2 separate regions of the Homo sapiens genome follow, and region 1 is linked to region 2. A link is an interaction called in ENCODE POLR2A ChIA-PET data of the cell type or tissue named here. Cell type or tissue: IMR-90. All regions are shown on one strand. Each heading gives the region's core, and the rest is flanking DNA. Links, peaks and the distances in the headings are about the cores only. Region 1 overlaps PRKCI (protein kinase C iota). Region 2 overlaps CLDN11 (claudin 11).

Region 1 (5,380 bases), core at 208-5,207, 130 kb after region 2:
ATTGGCCCAAGATAATAATGAAACCTAATAGTTGAGTAATCAAAATTTACATACCATATCCCAATCAACATTTCGGAAGAACGGGTGTCCCTGAATATCAGCAAATCCTGTTTGAGGATGACAACCCAATCGTTCCTTAGGGTCCTATGGTGAAAGAAATGTTTCAAGAATTGGGTGAATGTCATGCTTTAAAATAAATCATCTTTGTGATCTGTGTTGTGTGCCCTCACATGATACTCTTATTTCTGAAGTTGGAATGGTCTACCTTTTATTTCTAGAAAGTACAACTCCAGAACAAATTGAGTTATTTGAAACTTGTGATTCCTCAAGGCACTTTCTCCACCCATCATGTAATTAAAACAGAGAATCATCACCAATTCCTTGCTAAAGAAAAACAGGAGGAAAAAGAGAACAGCAGAATCATTTGACAGCACCCAGCCATTTCTTTGCATGACCTAGTGTGAGAGTCAAAACATGCAAACCTCCAAACTTCATGAGAAGTTTGTTTTTAGCTTAATTTAAAATCCCCATGCCCAATTATAGCAACAAACCACCACCTGTGTAAGACAATGATACAACCATTATCTGAATCACTGGACTGAGGAGCCTGCAACTTATAAAAAGTCTTGGCTTATTCATCACTATGAATGAGAATATGTTCCCATTTTTCTTTCTGATAAAAGGTATTTTATTTTGCATATCAACACCTCTTGCCTTCATTTTTCACTATGTGAAAAATTAGGTTTCAAGTTTAAATCTTTCCTCACATAAATTGTTCATTTTTTAAAAGGCTTCAATTTCTTATTTTATTAAAACTCATTATCTTATCTATTTACCTTAGAAGGTAAATGTACATCAACTTTTCTATCATACCATTTATTTAAAGTAGAATTTATAATTGCCAAGACCACACTCCTAGATCCTAAAACTCCTCTAGCCTACCAACAGCAACAAACAATTGAATGATGTTCACATTTTTAAGAGCCAAAGATAGCATTTCATTTCTTCCGAATCTTACCTAATTATAGCATTTTTGACATGAGAATTTGTAGGGAGCACTGCGGCCCACGTGCTCAAAAAGTACATGGTAATAAATAGATTCTATGGATAATGATACAGAGAAAATGGAAACAGAGTTCAAAGTACAATTATGGCTAAACCCAAAGATTAACTCTTCCCCTATGTGAGAATATGGTATATATTATTTACACATACACAAAAATTATGTAATATATAGCTGGGGAGTAAATTTTATTGCCAAAATGGAAAGGACAACTAACTTATCTCAGGATCTAATGCTGTCAATTACTCTTTGGGTAAGAGACAAATTCTGGGTCAAACTGAAAAAGTTACATTCTCTACTGTTTTGGAATTTTACATTTCCCAAACCGCTACTGACCAGTTTGATATATATAGAAAGAGACAAATCACAAAATATTCTTATACACAATTTATACCTTATTAAGAAAACTCTTCAGAACACTTGCAGCTTTTACAGACAGAGAACGTGGTATGCGAATTTGTTTTTCCAAAATAACTAGAAAGATAAAAATTATAGTATTATATTTAACTTTTACATGGCTTTAATCTTTTTTCTTCTTTTTTGAAAGGGGCTTGTTCTGTTGCCCAGGTTGGAGTGCAGTGATGCAATCACAGCTCACTGCAGCTTTGACCTCCCGGGCTTAAGCAATCCTTCCACCTCAACCTCCCAAGTAGCTGGGACCACAGGCGCCACCATCACGCTCGGCTAAATTTTTTTTTTTTTTTTTTTTGAGATGGAGTCTTGTTTTGTCATCCAGGCTGGAGCACAGTGGCACGATCTCAGCTCACTGCAACCTCTGCCTCCCGGGTTCAAGTGCTTCTACCACTTCAGCCTCCTGAGTAGCTGGGATTACAGGCGTGTGCCACTATGCCCAGTGAGTTTTGTGTTTTTGGTAGAGATGGGGTTTCACCATGCTGGCCGGGCTGGTCTCAAACTCCTGACCTCATGAAGGTAAGTGATCCGCCCACCTCAGCCTCCCAAAGTGCTGGGATTACAGGTGTGAGCCACTGCGCCCAGCAATGGCTGGCTAATTTTAAATTTTTTTGTAGAGATAAGGGTCTCACCATATTGCTCAAGCTGGTCTTGAACTCCTGGGTTCAAGCAATCCTCCTGCCTTGGACTCCCAAAGTGCTGGGATTACAGGTGTGAACCACTGCACCTGGCAATCTTTAAATTTCTTTTTTCTTTTTTTTTTGAGACAGAGTGTCACTGTCTTGCCCAGACTGGAGTGCAGTGGCACGATCTCAGCTCACTGCAACCTCCGCCTCCAGGCTGAAGTGATTCTCCTGCCTGAGCCTCCTGAGTAGTTAGGATTACAGGTGCCCGCCACGACGCCCAGCTAATTTTTTTTTATTTTTAGTAGAGACGGGGTTTTGCCATGTTGGCCAGGCTGGTCTCAAACTCCTAACCTCAAGTGATCCGCCCATCTCGGCCTCCCAAAGTGCTGGGATTACAGATGTGAGCCACTATGCCTGGGTGCAATCTTTAAATTTTTATTATAAGATATTTAAGGCATTCCAGGAAAAAAAATAAGATATTACATATATAACTGAAGTGCCTCCTGTACTTTCCTAAACCCCTTCTTTTCCCATCTTCTCAGAGAAAGCCTCTAATCTGAATACTATTTATCATTTACATGAATGTCTTATTCTTTGACTACCTAATTATGCCTCAGTTTCCTCATCTGTAAAATAGGAATAAAAAAATACTTCATAGGATTGTTATGAGGTTTAAATGAGTTAACATTTGTAAAATGCTTAGCATATATAATATGCAATTTTTTTGGACACTGCCAAATTATTCTTTAAAGCTGTTGTGTCAGTTTTCATTCCTACCAGCAGTCTAGAAGAGTTCCAGTTGCTCCACATCCTCACCAGCACTGGTATTACCCAACTTTAATATTTTGATCAAATGTACCGATATGAAATGGTAACTCATTAACATTTAATGTGCATTCCCTTAATTGCTAGTGAGACTGAATGTCTTTTCACATATTCCATGGCCATTTGGGCATGAAATGCCTATTTATATCCTGTGATGGCTTTAATTATTAAATGTAGAATTTTATAGTAGTTTTCATACTTCTTTGGATTCTGTGCTAGAGGTCCCTGCACTTGTCTGCTTGTTTCTGTCAATTCTGTATATTCCCTGATGTGGGGCCTTTTTTCCCCATCTTTTGATCACTCATCATCTTGGTGCTCTATTTTCCCCTCATACTGTTCTTGAACTTATGCACTCAGCCTCAGGGTCCCTGTGTAAAGATTATCTCTCTAGCCACAGGATTCCTTTCTCCAATCTGTTTGTGATGGATAATTCTAAATAACCCCTGTTATGATTTTGAGTATGAGAAGGTAACTGTGAACAGGAGTGAAGACTATAGAAAAGAAAGAATGTATTAAAAAACATCAAAACCTAATACACAGAGGCCAGGTGCAGTGGCTCATGCCTGTAATCTCAGCATGCTGGGGAGGCTGAGGTGGGCAGATCACTTGAAGTCAGGAGTTCAAGACCAGCCTGGCCAACATGGTGAGACCCTGTCTCTACTAAAAATACAAAATTTAGCCGGGCATAGTGGTGTGTGCCTGTAATCCCAGTTACTCGGGAGTGTGCCTGTAATCCCAGTTACTCGGGAGGCTGAGGCAGAAGAATTGCTTGAACCAGGGAGGTGGAGGTTGCATGGAGCCGAGATTGCGCCCCTGCACTCCAGCCTGGGCAAAAGAGTGAGACCTTGTCTCAAAAACAAACAAAAACAACAACAAAACCTAATACCACCAGTCAGGATTATATTTTCCAGATTATGCTCATTTTTCTTACTCAAAGTAGTAACCTGAATCACTCTCATTTGTACTCTAGAATAGGTTTTTCTCAGAGAATCTCTGTAAAATACTCCAAATTACCTTGGAAGAGATAATCCTCTGTGTTCTGGTCAGGGTTATCGGAGCTCCCAACAATATCAAATGGAGACCTTCCTGCCATCATCTCAAACATGAGCACTCCAAGAGCCCACCAGTCAACACTGAAACCTTCAGAAAGAAATTTTAAAGCAATAAATTATACACTTTGCATTCTTGAAAGTTAGTAACTGGAAATTTTATCACATAAAGGAAAAAGAAACAATGAAAAAGTAAACTCTAAATGCATTCCAACTATCATGGTAGGCACTGAAGATTATAGAAATGCTTCATTTATCAACAAGGGTAGGTACCTAAAAGATAATTTTAAAAATAAAATTATGAGAAAAAAAAACTTTCTTTCTCCATGTATTTCTACTTTCAGACTCATGCCCAATATCTAATATTGTGTGTTGAGGATATAATTAAATTGTATTTCAGAGTAATCTCCTTGGTCTTTTTTTTTTTTTTTTTGAGATGGGGTCTCACTCTGTCGCCCAGGCTGGAGTGCAGTGGTGCAATCTCGGCTCACTGCAAGCTCCACCTCCCGGGTTCACGCCATTCTCCTGCCTCGGCCTCCCGAGTAGCTGAGACTACAGGCACCTGTGAACACGCCCGGCTAATTTTTTGTGTTTTCAGTAGAGACAGGGTTTCACCATGTTAGCCAGAATGGTCTCGATTTCCTGACCTCGTGATCCGCCTGCCTCGGCCTCCCAAAGTGCTGGGATTACAGGTGTGAGCCACCGCGCCCGGCTATATGTTGGCAACTGCTGGAGGTGTGGACAGGGGCTTTTTTTTTTTTTTTGAGACAGAGTTTCACTCTGTCGCCCAGGCTGGAGTGCAGTGGCACAATCTCGGTTCACTGCAAGCTCCGCCTCCCGGGTTCACGCCATTCTCCTGCCTCCTTGGTCTTAAACTTGATCTTTTGCTAGCTGATAAAGACCAGTGAAGGACAGTGGATTCAGACTTTGAGCAGCTCTCACAAGTACCACATTGTCCTTTATATCTGCTGAAGGCAGAGGGCCAAAACCCAAAAAGTCAAATGTTTTCTCAAGATAAGTGTATCTTCGGGTGCCTGAGATACAGTTAATCTTTCCACCATCTTTCAGATTCCTGGGGCAAATATCCCAGGAAATCTGAAAAATTTTCCAGGGGTTCATGACTCTGGAGTCACATGGGTGCTGTTCTGAATCCTTGACCTTAGGCGAGTTATTTAAACTTTCCGTATGTCAGTTTCTTCAACTGTAAAAGGAGAATTAATAGTACTTACCTCACAGGGTTGTTAAGAGGATTAACTTAGTTAATATATGTAAACTGCTTAGAATAGTGCCTGCTACTGTTTAGTGTTTGCCACTAATAAAATATTATTCAGCTTGGTACCCCCAAATACTGCCAAGGTCCCACTGTCTCGATTTCAAAGTCTGGGACTCTCCATGTAGTTTTTAAC
Region 2 (5,380 bases), core at 197-5,196:
CGAACAACACAGCTCTAAACAAAGTAACTCCAAACCTCTTTAAGTTGAGATGGCACATTAAAGTTGGCAGACAGAAAAATAATAATAACAATAATAATAACAATGAGGTTTCCATCAACAAATTCAAGACAGATACTGCACTGCCAGTCTGATGTTTGCCACCAGGGGTACCGTTATCACTTTCAACTCAGCAAGCTTTTTTCTGATTTCTACTCATAGTAAGTGATTTTCTAACTTACTCTCTATGCCCACAGAGAAGAAATATAACTTAACATAAGCAATCAAATCTAACAGCCTTGTATATTAGTTCTAAATGGAAAAAAGATTGGTCTTACCCATTTTGAAAGACCTTTTAAACAATCTCATCGCATTTGTGTTGCTTGTAACATAGATTTTTATTGACAATAGATTAAGCCCACCCCCACAAGCTGGGTATAGATATATGTAGGAAGATATGATTTCTATCCTTAAAAAGAATAGATCTCAAGAGGAAATCAGAAGGAAGAGAGTTAATTTGAAAAGCTATGAATTGCCCAGATTGGCTTTCTAACAGCCCAAATTCACTCCATTAATTATTTATAGATTATCTAAGAAGCTAAAATTGGCCAGGCATGGTGGCTCACACCTTTAATCCCAGCACTTTGGGAGGCCAAGGTGGGCGAATCACCTGAGGTCAGGAGTTCAAGATCAGCCTGGCCAACATGGCAAAACCCCATCTCTACAAAAAAATACAAAAATTAGCCAGGCATGGATGGTGGGTGACTGTAATCCCAGCTACTCAGGAGGCTGAGGCAGGGAGAATTGCTTGAACCCAGAAGGCAGAGGTTGCATGCAGTGAGCGGAGATCTTGCCACTGCACTCCAGCCTGGGCAACAAAGCAAGATTCTGTGTCAAAAAAAAAAAAAGAGAAAAAGAAGAAGCTAAAATCTATCCATATGCTAATGCTTCCTTTTTCTTAAAAAGTAAGCACAGTCATGCCAGCTTCTGTAATATTTTCATATGAGATACCATGAGAAGATGTATTTTCCTTCTGTGACTAGAATGTTCAAGAAAAGCAGTGTGTACGTGAAACCTCCCTTTCTAGCTCAGGACTTTGGAAACCTCAGATGCAGGGGAAAGTCTTTTTCTTTCTCTTCTCTGGCGTGAACTCCAAATCAGGCACTCTTGGAGAATTGCTTGGCTATTATCAGAGTCTCTACTTTCAGCAAGACACAGAGAAAAACCTTTTTCTCTGTCAGCAAAAGGGACTAAAATCCTCTTCTGGAGTGTTTCAGCCAGAGAGAACTACTGTAGATTTTCCGTAGCAATACACAATCTACTTACACAGCCCTAAACCTCAAAAGTGGGCATTCGTTCTGCTGTGGGCAAAAAACAGCAACCTAGCAAAGGCTTCCAAACACCCAGGCTTGTTTAGAGGAAAAAGAAGGGGAGTGAAAAGCTGAATTCTGTAGAGAAAAAAGTTCTAATTCCCAAACAACTGATATGGTTCAATCTAACCGATCTTTCCTATAAACAATTAACTGGTTTCAAAACAACTCAGGGTTCAAATCAAGTTTTATATTTTTCAACTATACTTTGTATTTACACATACAGCACATGTGCACACACATGCAGGAAAGCATTCCCCACATCTATTGTTAACCTAACTTTCACACTGAGATTTTATAGAATAAGACAAGAAACTGCCTCTAAATTCATTTCATTGTTCCCTTAAGCAAATCATAAAACAAGATTATCTTCACACAGGGAAATAACAGACTCAATATCCCAAAAGTAACCATCAGTCTTGGTTTTGAGTATTTTAGGGATTTTGTTAGGTTTTATTCCAATATAAATCATTAGAAAAAGGGAAAAATCAGAAAAAGGTCTAAATATTTCATACAATGAACCTCCATAGGAATGGATGAGTGAACGGGGGAACGAATGGATGGATAGATGAGAAGTAGTCTCATTTCAATTCTACATTTTACTTCATACATACCAAAACTGACACCCAAAGTCATAAAATCTTATTGTGACTTTAACACACTTAAAGTCGCAAGCTCATCACTGACCTCATTAAAGATTTCCTTCTCTTACAATTCACACAAAACAAGGCAAATGAGTGCCAGCAGGCTCTTTACTTCCTAGGAGACAAATGAACCCTGGGTGGAATTCCTGTGGCTCTCAAAGATGAACCACATCAAAACCACTAAAAAATGACAGACTGCCACACAACATGAAAGGAAATGAGAGGCTCACTGAAAACAGTGACCTTCAATTGAACCCAAAATGAGAAATGTTTAAAAACTAAAAAAGGAGAATTTACTCAATTTCAGCAATGGTTTCAAGAGAGAAAGAGATATGTTTTGACCAGTAAAGTTAAAAATTCAAGACAAATCATTACTTAACTTTTAAAAATGTGAAATAGTAATATAACTGGCCAAAAATAATTGCCTTTCTTAAAGACACAGAAGGCCTGATAGTTTTAATTTTATTCGCAAACCCAAAAAGATGAGTTTGGAATGGTTCTCTCTGTTATTTGGGAAAAATAAAGAAAGTGTTTTTCTAGAAAGTCAGTTACCTGTAAGGTCAAGAAAATTGAAGACAGACAAAGGGAATTTTTGTTCTTTTTCTTTTTATATCATCAGAGTTTATTTTTAAATTAAGTCTCTAAAAACAAGACAGAGTAATTTTAGCACTCAGATTTTTCAGTTTTTCTCCTTTTTTACCTTCAGAAGATGCAACAGCTAACTACACAAGGTGGTGGGGGGTACCATTTGTTGTTGGAAAACAGAAAGTAAAACTGAGGTATATTCTTAGCTAAAAATGAGAAGGAGGAGAAGGGGGAAGAGAAGGGAGAGAAAGGGAAGGGAAAAGAAAGCTTCACTATGTAAAGACAGATATATCTAAACCTGGTCCTCTCATAAGCAGAATTCCTTGCTCTTCAAAGAATAAAATTGTTTGCCCCTTTTGAGAACAAGTTTCAAATAATGCAACACAATACATTCTTTAATTGATAAGATATGCCTTGTTAAAAACTAAGAATGATGGTGATGTGACCAAACAGAAAATATTTGAGAAGTCCATTTTAAAGCAATGAAATGTAAGTGTGGCTTTTAATCTCTTTAAAGATGAGATGACACATGGTAACACATGGAGTTAAATAAACATGAAGTTAAATAAAATCAATACAGGTATGTTTGACGTTGGAGGTAACAACTGAGAGAAAGAGAGACAGACAGACAGACAAAGAGGCAGAGAAAGACAAGATCAGTAGACACTGACATTTCTTCCTCCTTCCAATAAATCTTTTTTTTTTTTTTTTTGATAGGATATCTGTCACCCAGGCTGGAGGGCAGTGGTGCAATCTCGACTCACTGCAGACTCATTCTCCCGAGCATCAATCCTCAGCCTCCCAAGTAGCTGGAATCACAGGTGCACACCACCAGGCTGGCCTAACTTTTGTATTTTTAGTAGGGATGGGGTTTTGCCATGTTGGCCAGGCTGGTTTCGAACTCCTGGGCTCAAGCAATCTGCCCGCGTCTGCCTTCCAAAGTGCTAGATTACAGGCGTGAACCACCATGCCTGGCCCCAGTGAACCTTTTTTCAAGCTTTGTCACTTCCCACTGAAAGGACTTTTTCTTTTTTTTTTTTTTTTTTGAGACAGTCTCACTCTGTCGCCCAGGCTGGAGTGCAGTGGCATGATCTCAGCTCACTGCAAACTCTGCCACATGGGTTCAAGCAATCCTCGTGCCTCAGCCTCCTGCGTAGCTGGGATTACAGGCACCTGCCACACCTGGCTAATTTTTGTAGTTTTGGTTGGTTTTTTTGTTTTTTGTTTTTTTGAGATGGATTTTTGCTCTCGTTGCCCAGGCTGGAGTGCAATGGTGCGATCTCGGCTCACCACAACCTCTGCCTCCTGGGTTCAAGTGATTCTCCTGCCTCAGCCTCCCAAGTAGCAGGGATTACAGGCGTGTGCCACCATGCCCTGCTAATTTTATATTTTAAGTAGAGACAGGGTTTCTCCATGTTGGTCAGGCTGGTTTCGAACTCCCAACCTCAGGTGATCCACCCACCTCAGCCTCCCAAAGTGCTGTGATTACAGGTGTGAGCCACCACGTCCAGCCCTGAAAGAACTTTTAAAAGCATCATTTCTAGCACAAAGCAAAATTTTCATTAAAATCATTTAAATTATTCTGACTTCTTACATTAGTAATAGCGAAAAAAATCTTTCTTGATATGCTATCTAAGATTTCCTTTTAAAAATCTGAAGACTGGAAGAAATGGAGAAGTGGAAAGATGAAGCATATATTACAGCCATGAGTTGATCACTGTTGAGGAGGTTGGGTTCACAGGGGTTTATTATACTATTCCTCTACTTTTATATAGGTCTGATATTTTCCAAAATAAAAACGTTCTTAAAGACCTTCTTGGCCAGGCACGGTGGCTCACGGCTCAGGAGTTCGAGACCAGCCTGCCCAATATGGTGAAACCCCATCTCTACAAAAAATACAAAAATTAGCCGGGCATGGTGGCACATGCCAGTAATCCCAGCTAGTCGGGAGCCTGAGGCAGGAGAATCGCTTGAACCCAGGTGGCAGAGGTTGCAGTGAGCCAAGATTGCGCCACTGCACTCTAGCCTGGGCGACAGAGCAAAGGTCCGTCTCAAAAAATAAAAATAAAAAGAAGGAAATTGACATGATTGGAAGAATACCCAGCTGCTCTCTGGGTATTCTTTTAACCAGCTAACCAACAATAACAATAATAATAGCAACCATTTATTGAGCACTTACCATGTGCCAGATCCTATGCTAAATAATTTTCACACATCATTTCACTGTTTTTACTAACCTGAGAAGCAGGCGTTATTGTTCCCATTTTATGGAAGGGACCAGAGACATTAAGGAACTGCCCCAGTTCACACAGCTAGAAAGTAGTAGGTTCCAGATTCAGCACAGTTGGATCTGACTCCAGCTGATAAGATCACACAATTCAGGGCACAGGCACCTCCTGCCTTGGCAGGGACTCTTGAAAAGCCACAAACAGATTAGCCTCAAATCCACCACAGATCTGAGAGCCTGCTGCTCCTGTACTACTCATCTGGCTTTAGAAGCAACTGGCTCCTATTTCTTCCTCCACAGCAGGAACCAAATCCTCACACCATCAAACGTAACTGCTGAGAAGATAAAGTTGTACAACAGACATAATTTTTTTAAGCTTTCACAAAAATAATTACAGATTTTCAGGGTCAGGAAAAACTGATTTCAATTAGCAGTGTTCACAGTTCCCATACCAGGACTAGCTGTGACACTGTGTCCAGTTCCCAGGCCCCCGAAACCCAGGAGGTGCCTCATCTTCTTTGGTCGAATGAGGTGTGTTTGTTCAGCCCCATTCAGTG

What was found. Peaks named below come from ENCODE experiments on the same cell type or tissue, not always from the same donor. Only the 100,000 strongest peaks of a DNase experiment are listed, where the experiment ranks them.
Region 1: POLR2A ChIA-PET joins it to region 2 with 5 read pairs; 2 of 35 experiments call an interaction of 5 or more read pairs at or near these places.

The regions. Positions count from the first base shown.
Region 1 is chr3:170,292,068-170,297,447 of GRCh38, reverse strand. It overlaps PRKCI (protein kinase C iota), which reads right to left. Exons shown (of 18, transcript NM_002740.6): 14 at 3,940-4,065; 15 at 1,458-1,537; 16 at 55-144. Among named protein-coding and RNA genes, the nearest start is that of SKIL, 63 kb to the left of the region's middle. In IMR-90, for the core only: no CTCF peak of the experiment used is centred there; no DNase peak of the experiment used is centred there.
Region 2 is chr3:170,426,069-170,431,448 of GRCh38, reverse strand. All of the region lies in intron 2 of CLDN11 (claudin 11), which reads right to left. Among named protein-coding and RNA genes, the nearest start is that of MIR6828, 5.7 kb to the right of the region's middle. RefSeq lists an enhancer at 5,093-5,380. In IMR-90, for the core only: no CTCF peak of the experiment used is centred there; no DNase peak of the experiment used is centred there; H3K27ac peaks cover 153 bases.